Linked DNA regions of Homo sapiens: region 2 is linked to region 1. The links are chromatin contacts, found by Hi-C or POLR2A ChIA-PET in ENCODE. All regions are on one chromosome and are shown on one strand. Each heading gives the region's core, a stretch centred on a gene start or an enhancer-like site at or near the end of the contact. The rest is flanking DNA. Distances are from core to core; before and after follow the strand shown.

The links. Hi-C counts contacts between places; a loop is a spot of excess contacts on that map. ChIA-PET counts read pairs that join two places held with the same protein, here RNA polymerase II (POLR2A). Pooled maps may share reads with other maps.
Region 2: a pooled map shows a loop between it and region 1 (3-fold over the local background). The contact joins the promoter of ATG4D here to the promoter of ICAM1 in region 1. A Hi-C loop is called at or near these places in 2 of 50 pooled maps. POLR2A ChIA-PET finds 5 or more read pairs at or near these places in 11 of 52 experiments (AG04450, MCF 10A, Panc1 and 6 more).

What each region holds. Positions count from the first base shown.
Region 1 is chr19:10,269,521-10,273,574 of GRCh38, forward strand. ICAM1 (intercellular adhesion molecule 1) reads left to right here and starts at 1,600. Exons shown (of 7, transcript NM_000201.3): 1 at 1,600-1,706. The coding sequence starts at 1,640. All of the region lies in intron 1 of LIMASI (lncRNA inflammatory and mucous response associated, antisense to ICAM1), which reads right to left. RefSeq lists enhancers at 1,162-1,251, 2,162-2,401.
Region 2 is chr19:10,541,875-10,545,777 of GRCh38, forward strand. It overlaps ATG4D (autophagy related 4D cysteine peptidase), which reads left to right and starts at 2,030. Exons shown (of 10, transcript NM_032885.6): 1 at 2,030-2,451; 2 at 2,909-2,992; 3 at 3,083-3,256. The coding sequence starts at 2,217. RefSeq lists silencers at 1,746-1,795, 1,806-2,145, 2,196-2,375 and an enhancer at 2,421-3,016.

The sequences.
Region 1 (4,054 bases), core at 350-2,849:
GGACGCCAAGCACACAGTAGGCGCTTAAAAAACATTGAGCCACATGTTGAGAAAAGAACGGCACCATTGTGGCTGCAAGTGGGACTTGGGCCGCGCGGGGGAGCTCGCGCACCTCGGGCCGGGGCAAGAGCTCAGTGGAACCCGCCCGAGGAAGAACCCGTGGCGCAGGATTTTCCCAGGCCTTCTGAGGACCAGGGGCGTCCCCCGTCCCACCCTGTGACTTTGCTCAGGCCGTTCCGGGGCGGGAATTCAGAACTCCTCAGCCCCCCAAGAAAAAAATATCCCCGTGGAAATTCCTTGGGAATGACCGAGGCGGGGGAAATATGCGTCTCTGGATGGCCAGTGACTCGCAGCCCCCTTCCCCGATAGGAAGGGCCTGCGCGTCCGGGGACCCTTCGCTTCCCCTTCTGCTGCGCGACCTCCCTGGCCCCTCGGAGATCTCCATGGCGACGCCGCGCGCGCCCCACAACAGGAAAGCCTTAGGCGGCGCGGCTTGGTGCTCGGAGACTTAAGAGTACCCAGCCTCGACGTGGTGGATGTCGAGTCTTGGGGTCACACGCACAGGCGGTGGCCAAGCAAACACCCGCTCATATTTAGTGCATGAGCCTGGGTTCGAGTTGCCGGAGCCTCGCGCGTAGGGCAGGGGTTCGAGCGCCCCTTCTCCCTGCCTCGCCTCTGCGCCTGGGGGCTGCTGCCTCAGTTTCCCAGCGACAGGCAGGGATTTCGAGCGTCCCCCTCCCCTCCCTCGTCAAGATCCAAGCTAGCTGCCTCAGTTTCCCCGCGGAGCCTGGGACGCCAGCGGAGGGGCTCGGCGCGTAGGGATCACGCAGCTTCCTTCCTTTTTCTGGGAGCTGTAAAGACGCCTCCGCGGCCAAGGCCGAAAGGGGAAGCGAGGAGGCCGCCGGGGTGAGTGCCCTCGGGTGTAGAGAGAGGACGCCGATTTCCCCGGACGTGGTGAGACCGCGCTTCGTCACTCCCACGGTTAGCGGTCGCCGGGAGGTGCCTGGCTCTGCTCTGGCCGCTTCTCGAGAAATGCCCGTGTCAGCTAGGTGTGGACGTGACCTAGGGGGAGGGGCATCCCTCAGTGGAGGGAGCCCGGGGAGGATTCCTGGGCCCCCACCCAGGCAGGGGGCTCATCCACTCGATTAAAGAGGCCTGCGTAAGCTGGAGAGGGAGGACTTGAGTTCGGACCCCCTCGCAGCCTGGAGTCTCAGTTTACCGCTTTGTGAAATGGACACAATAACAGTCTCCACTCTCCGGGGAAGTTGGCAGTATTTAAAAGTACTTAATAAACCGCTTAGCGCGGTGTAGACCGTGATTCAAGCTTAGCCTGGCCGGGAAACGGGAGGCGTGGAGGCCGGGAGCAGCCCCCGGGGTCATCGCCCTGCCACCGCCGCCCGATTGCTTTAGCTTGGAAATTCCGGAGCTGAAGCGGCCAGCGAGGGAGGATGACCCTCTCGGCCCGGGCACCCTGTCAGTCCGGAAATAACTGCAGCATTTGTTCCGGAGGGGAAGGCGCGAGGTTTCCGGGAAAGCAGCACCGCCCCTTGGCCCCCAGGTGGCTAGCGCTATAAAGGATCACGCGCCCCAGTCGACGCTGAGCTCCTCTGCTACTCAGAGTTGCAACCTCAGCCTCGCTATGGCTCCCAGCAGCCCCCGGCCCGCGCTGCCCGCACTCCTGGTCCTGCTCGGGGCTCTGTTCCCAGGTGAGTCGGGGTGGGGATTGCCGTCGGGCCAGTTCTCCGAAGCCCCGGGAGGACCGGCTCCCGGGTCAGGTCATGCATGCTTAGGTAGCTGTTTATGGGAAGGAGGGGCTAGAGACAGCGATTGAAAGGCAACAGCCAGTAGGTTCGAATCCAGACCCTGCATACCTCCACGTGTGGCCTTGGGCTATAGATTGCAGCTTTAAAAAAGGGTAGGGGGTTGGAGATGGAGGGGAGGGGCGGGCCTCGTTTTGTTGCCCAGGCCGGTCTTGAACTCCGGGGGTCTAGCCTTACCTCCTGCCTCAGCCTCCCGAGTAGCTGGGATGAGAGGTGTGAACCACCGCCTTGCTTGGCTAGATTGCGTCTCTTACAGTTTCTCAGCTGTAAAACGGGAAACGTTATAGCGGCCACCTGGCAGGGTATCTTGGCCCAGCGCAGCACCTGGCCCCAGGACTCGATCATGATGGTTTGGGAACTTGGCTCTGTGCCAACCCAACAAGGCTTAAGGGACCCCCACCCCCCTCAAGATGTATATTCTGTTCCTCATCCTCTCTGCCCCTGGGGAAGTCCAGGGCTGCTTCTACTTGGGGGAATTCCAGAGCTGACTTATCCGTGGCCCAAAGCTGAGAAGTGGGACGCCCCAGCACACCCTCCCCCAGCTCCAGCCCAGCTAGGGAAGAGGGAAGGGGTCAGAGGGTCTTTCATGGTGGTGTAAGTTTGGGGAACCAGGAGGGTGGGAGATTGACAGCTTGGTTAACAGCTCAACAAAGCCTGAGATCCAGGCCAGCACGGTAGTTCATGCCAGTAATCCCAACACTTTAGGAGCCCCAGGCGGGCGAATCACTTAAGGTCAGGAGTTTGAGACCAGCCTGGCCAACATGGCAACATCCCGTCTCTACTAAAAATACAAAAATTAGCTGGCATGGTGGTGGGCGCCTGTGATCCCAGCTGCTCGGGAGGCTGAGGGAGGAAAATCCCTTAAGCCCACGAGGCTGAGGTTGCAGTGAACCAAGATTGTGCCACTGCACTCCAGCCTGGGAGACATAGCGAGATTCTGTCTCAAAAAACAAAGCGTTCTGATCCGGACTCAGACCCAGATCGCACTGCTTTCTAGCTGAGTAACCATTTCTCTCTATGAAATGGGAATGGTCCCAGAATCTCCCTTGGAGAATGTATGGAGCCAGTGTCCTCACACCCCCATCCAAGATAGAACAAATCTGAGACAGGAATCTTTGAGTGAGGCAGTGCTGGGCTCAGACATTTTTTCCCACCTTCGGAGGCAGCAGAATCTGAGGGACCTGATCCAAATAAGCCCCTTCTTTCTTTCTTTTCTTTTCTTTTTTTTTTTTTTTTTTTTTTGAGACGGAGTCTCACTCTGTCGCCCAGGCTGGAGTGCAGTGGCGTGATCTCGGCTCACTGCAACCTCTGCCTCCCAGGTTCAAACGATTCTCCTGCCTCAGCCTCCCTGAGTAGCTGGGACTACAGGCATGTGCCATCACACCCGGCTAATCACTGTGTTAGCCAGGATGGTCTCGATTTCCTGACCTCATGATCTGCCCACCCTGCCTCCCAAAGTGCTGGGATTACATGCGTGAGCCACAGTGCCCACCCCGTAAGCCCCTTCTTTCTTACCTGCAAGGTAGCCAGTTGCTACCCATCCTGTGCTGAGTTACTTGTATTAGCAAGGGATGGGGTGGCTATACTCACCCACCTTACAGATGGGGAAATTGAGGCCCAAAGAGGGGGAAACTACGTGTCTCAGGGAGTGAGGAGCCAGTCTGATTCCTGGAGGGCTGACTGTCTCCACCTGACTTCTTAGGAGGGAGGAGGGCACCAACTTCACATTAAAATCTGGTTGGACACAGTGGCTCACACCTGTAATCCTGGCATTTTGGGAGGCTTAGGCGGGAGGATCACTTGAGGCCAGGAGTTTGAGACCAGCCTTAGCAACATAGTGAGACCCCATCTCTACAAAAATGTTTTTCAGGGCCAGGCGCGGTGGCTCACACCTATAATCCCAGCACTTTGGGAGGCTGAGGCGGGCGGATTACCTGAGGTCAGGAGTTTGAGACCAGCCTGACCAACATGGAGAAACCCCGTCTCTACTAAAAGTACAAAATTACCCGGGCGTGGTGGCGCATGCCTGTAATCCCAGCTACTCGGGAGGCTGAGGCAGGAGAATCGCTTGAACCTGGGAGGCGGAGGTTGCGGTGAACTGAGATCGTGCCATTGCACTCCAGCCTGGGCAACAAGAGCTAAACTCCGTCTCAAAAAAAAAAAAATGTTTTTCAAATATTAGCCGGGTATGGTGGTGTCCTGTAGTCCCAGCTACTTGGGAGGCTGAGATGGGA
Region 2 (3,903 bases), core at 780-3,279, 270 kb after region 1:
TGGAATCCTATCTCTACTAAAAATACAAAAATTAGCTGGGCGTGGTGGTGTGCGCCCGTAATCCCAGCTACTCAGGAGGCTGAGGCAGCAGAATTGCTTGAACCTGAGAGGTGGTGGTTGCAGTGAGCCAAGATCGCACTAGTGCACTCCAGCCTGGGCAACAAGAGCGAAACTCCATCTCAAAATAAATACATAAATAAATGAAAATAAAATAAAAAATAAAAATTGTCCCTGGCCAGGTGCAGTGGCTCATGTCTGTCATCCTAGAACTTTGGGAGGCTGAGGCTAATCGTTTCAGCCCAGGAGTTCAAGACTAGCCTGAGCAACACTGGGAGACTCTATCTCTACAGAAAAATTTTTAAAAATTAGCCAGGGGTGGCCAGGCACGGTGGCCCACGCCTGTAATCCCAGCACTTTGGGAGGCCGAGGTGGGCGGATCACGAGGTCAGGAGATCGAGACCATCCTGGCTAACACGATGAAACCTCGTCTCTACTAAAAATACAAAAAATCAGCCAGGCGTGGTGGCGGGCGCCTGTAGTCCCAGCTACTCGGGAGGCTGAGGCAAGAGAATGGTGTGAACCTGGGAGACAGAGCTTGCAGTGAGTCGAGATCGCGCCATTGCACTCCAACCTGGGCAACAGAACGAGACTCCGTCTCAAAAAAAAAAAAAAAAATTAGCCAGGGGTGGTGGCATGTGCCTATAGTCCTAGCTACTCAGGTGGCTGAGGCAGGAGACTTGCTTAAGCCTCGGCAGTTGAGACTGCAGTGAGCCATGATCAGGCCACTGCACTGTAGTCTGGATGACAGAGCAAGACCCTGTCTCAACAACAACAACCAAAATCTGTTTGGGCCTCGCAAGGTTAGAGAAAAAAAATTAAAAAATAAAATAAAATAAAATATTTTCCTGTAGTCTCAGCTACTTGGGAGGCTGAGGCAGGAGGATCACTTGAGCTAAGGAGTTTCAGGCCAGCCTGGGCAACATAGAGAGAACTTGTCTCTATAAAAAGTTAACTGATTACTTTTTAAAACAAAGAGGTTTTTTTTCAGCCTTATTGAGGTATAATAGACATATACAAAACCATGCAAATTTTAAGCGTACAATCTGATGAGTTTTCACACCTGTGAAGCCACTATTACAGTTAAGATACTGAATTTATCCACAGCTCCAAAAAATGTCTTCCTGCCTGAGGTGGTGGCTCACGCCTGTAATCCCAGCATTTGGGAGGCTGAGGCGGGAGGATCTCATGAAGCCAGGAGTTTGAGACCAGCCTAGACAACATAGCGAGACCCCTTATCTACAAATAAAATTTAAAAAATTAACCAGGCATGGTGGCTCCTGTCTGCGGTCTCAGCTACTCTGGAGGCTGAGGTTGGAGGATCAGAGTTGGAGGCTGCAGTGAGCTATGAAAGCGCCACTGCACTCCAGTCTGGACAACAGAGCCAGATGCTGTCTCGACAAAACAAACACTGAAAAAAACTTTCCTGGAGCACTTCATTCATCCCTCCCTCCCGCGCCTGCCTACCCCTGGATTTTTTTTCCCTGAGCATAATTCTCATGAAGATTCGTCTATGTTGTTGCGTGTATTCCAGCCCTATTTTGCACATGAGGAAACTGAGGCACAGAGAGGCGTGGCTTGCCCCGGAGGTCACACTAGTCGATTTGGTCCCAGGCCAGGGCGGGTTCTGGGTCGGCAGCCCGCGCAGGTGCACTCGGGAGGCGGGGCGGGCGCTGCAGGTGCGCAGTCAGTCTCACCTGGGCGCCTGCCAGGAGGTCAGTCCTGGGCCCTGGGGGGCAGGACTAGGGGCGGGGCCAGGGGCAGGGGTTCCCCAGCTCTGCTGCCTCCGATAAGGGCCTGAAGGGGCTGTCGCGCTCCTGGCGGTGTGATAAGGAGGGCGGGGGGAGGCCGCGGGAAGGCGTCGGGGTTTGAGGTCCCCGCCTGGCGACCCGGGATCGGGGCAGGAAAGGCGGCTGGGCGGGGAGAGGGCGGGGCGGGGCGTCTGGCTTGGCCACGCCCACCGTCATCCGGGGTCCTGGCCCGCTAAGATGGCGATGGCTGCGGTAGCAGCGGCGGCGGCTGTTGCCTGGCCCGGTACCCTGGGGACGGGGGCCGAGTAGCGCCTTCCCCGGGCCCCGTGAACCGGCTGCGGGTCGCCCTTGGGGGGCAGCGGCCGCAGCCCCCCACCTGGGCCCTCGGTCCGCCCTCCCGGCGCGTCCATGAACTCAGTGTCGCCGGCCGCCGCGCAGTACCGGAGCAGCAGCCCGGAGGACGCGCGCCGCCGGCCCGAGGCCCGCAGGCCGCGGGGTCCCAGAGGCCCAGACCCCAACGGCCTGGGGCCTTCCGGAGCCAGCGGCCCCGCTCTTGGCTCTCCCGGGGCTGGCCCGAGTGAGCCGGACGAAGTGGACAAGTTCAAGGCCAAGTTCCTGACAGCCTGGAACAACGTCAAGTACGGTGAGGAGGGGGCCCGGAGATCGTGGGGGTGTCGGGGGCCGTTGAGGAAAACCAGACCCCGGTCCTGCCAGTTATCCCACCCTTGTTCCCGTCCTGAGTCACCTGTGGGTCCCCTCCCTGCCCGGCCCAGGGTGGACCTGTGGCAGGTCCAATAGTGTTTTCAAGCCCCGCCCATTCCCCTGTGTGACCTTGGGCAAGATCCTTTGCTTCCTGGCGCCTCCGTTTTTGCCCCTCTCTGTAAAATGGGTACAATAATCAGAACTACCTTCCTTCATCCTGAATTGATGGTGGACACTCCTGTAGCTGTCACTGGGGGCCCCACCTCCGACGGAATCCCCGGAGCCACCCCGGAGATAGGAACTAGGATCGTGCCCATTTCACAGATGGGGGAATGGAAGCGCTGTTGCTGTCATGCAAGTGCTTCATCTCGCTGGGCGCTGCCCCTACGTCTCCCCAGGTTGGGTGGTTAAAAGCCGGACCAGCTTTAGCAAGATCTCCAGCATCCACCTCTGTGGCCGCCGCTACCGTTTCGAGGGCGAGGGTGAGCTGGTGGTTGGGACCAGGGCTGGGGGAGGCCTCTCCACGCCCGCCGGAGTGTCCCTGGTGGCAGCTGACAGACCCGCTCTTGTAGGTGACATACAGCGTTTCCAGCGGGACTTTGTGTCCCGCCTGTGGCTCACATACCGCCGGGACTTCCCGCCCCTTCCTGGGGGCTGCCTGACCTCGGACTGTGGCTGGGGGTGCATGTTACGCAGCGGCCAGATGATGCTGGCACAGGGCCTTCTGCTGCATTTCCTGCCCAGAGGTGAGCCATAGGGGGGAAGGGGTGCACTAGGAGTACAGGGTCAACTGCCATATCAGCAGTATTAGAATTACTTACCAACTAAGAGTTCAAAGTCACGTTAGAATTGTGTGTCAAGTAAGTTTTGGAGAGATGAGAGTTGTTTATAAGAGTTTCAGCCGGGGTTGGAAACGGTGGCTCATGCCTGTAATCCTAGCACTTTGGGAGGCTGAGGCGGATGGATCCCTTGCGGTCAGGAGTTCAAGACCAGCCTGGCCAATATGATGAAACCCCATCTCTACTAAAAATACAAAAATTAGCCGGTTGTGGTGGCACACGCCTGTAATCCCAGCTACTCCCGAGGCTGAGGTGGGAGAATCTCTTGAACCCAGGAGGCGGAGGTTACAGCAAGCCAAGATCGCACCACTGCACTCCAGCCTGGGCAACAGAGGGAGACTCTGTGTCAAAAATAAAAATAAAAAAAAGTTTCACCAGGCACGGTGGCTCATGCCTGTAATCCCAGCACTTTGGGAGGCTGAGGCTGGTGGATCATGAGGTCAGGAGTTCAAGACCAGCCTGGCCAAGATGGTGAAACCCCATCTCTACTAAAAATACAAAAATTAGCTGGGTGTGGTGGCAGGCACCTGTAATTTGGCAAGGTAAAGCAGAGA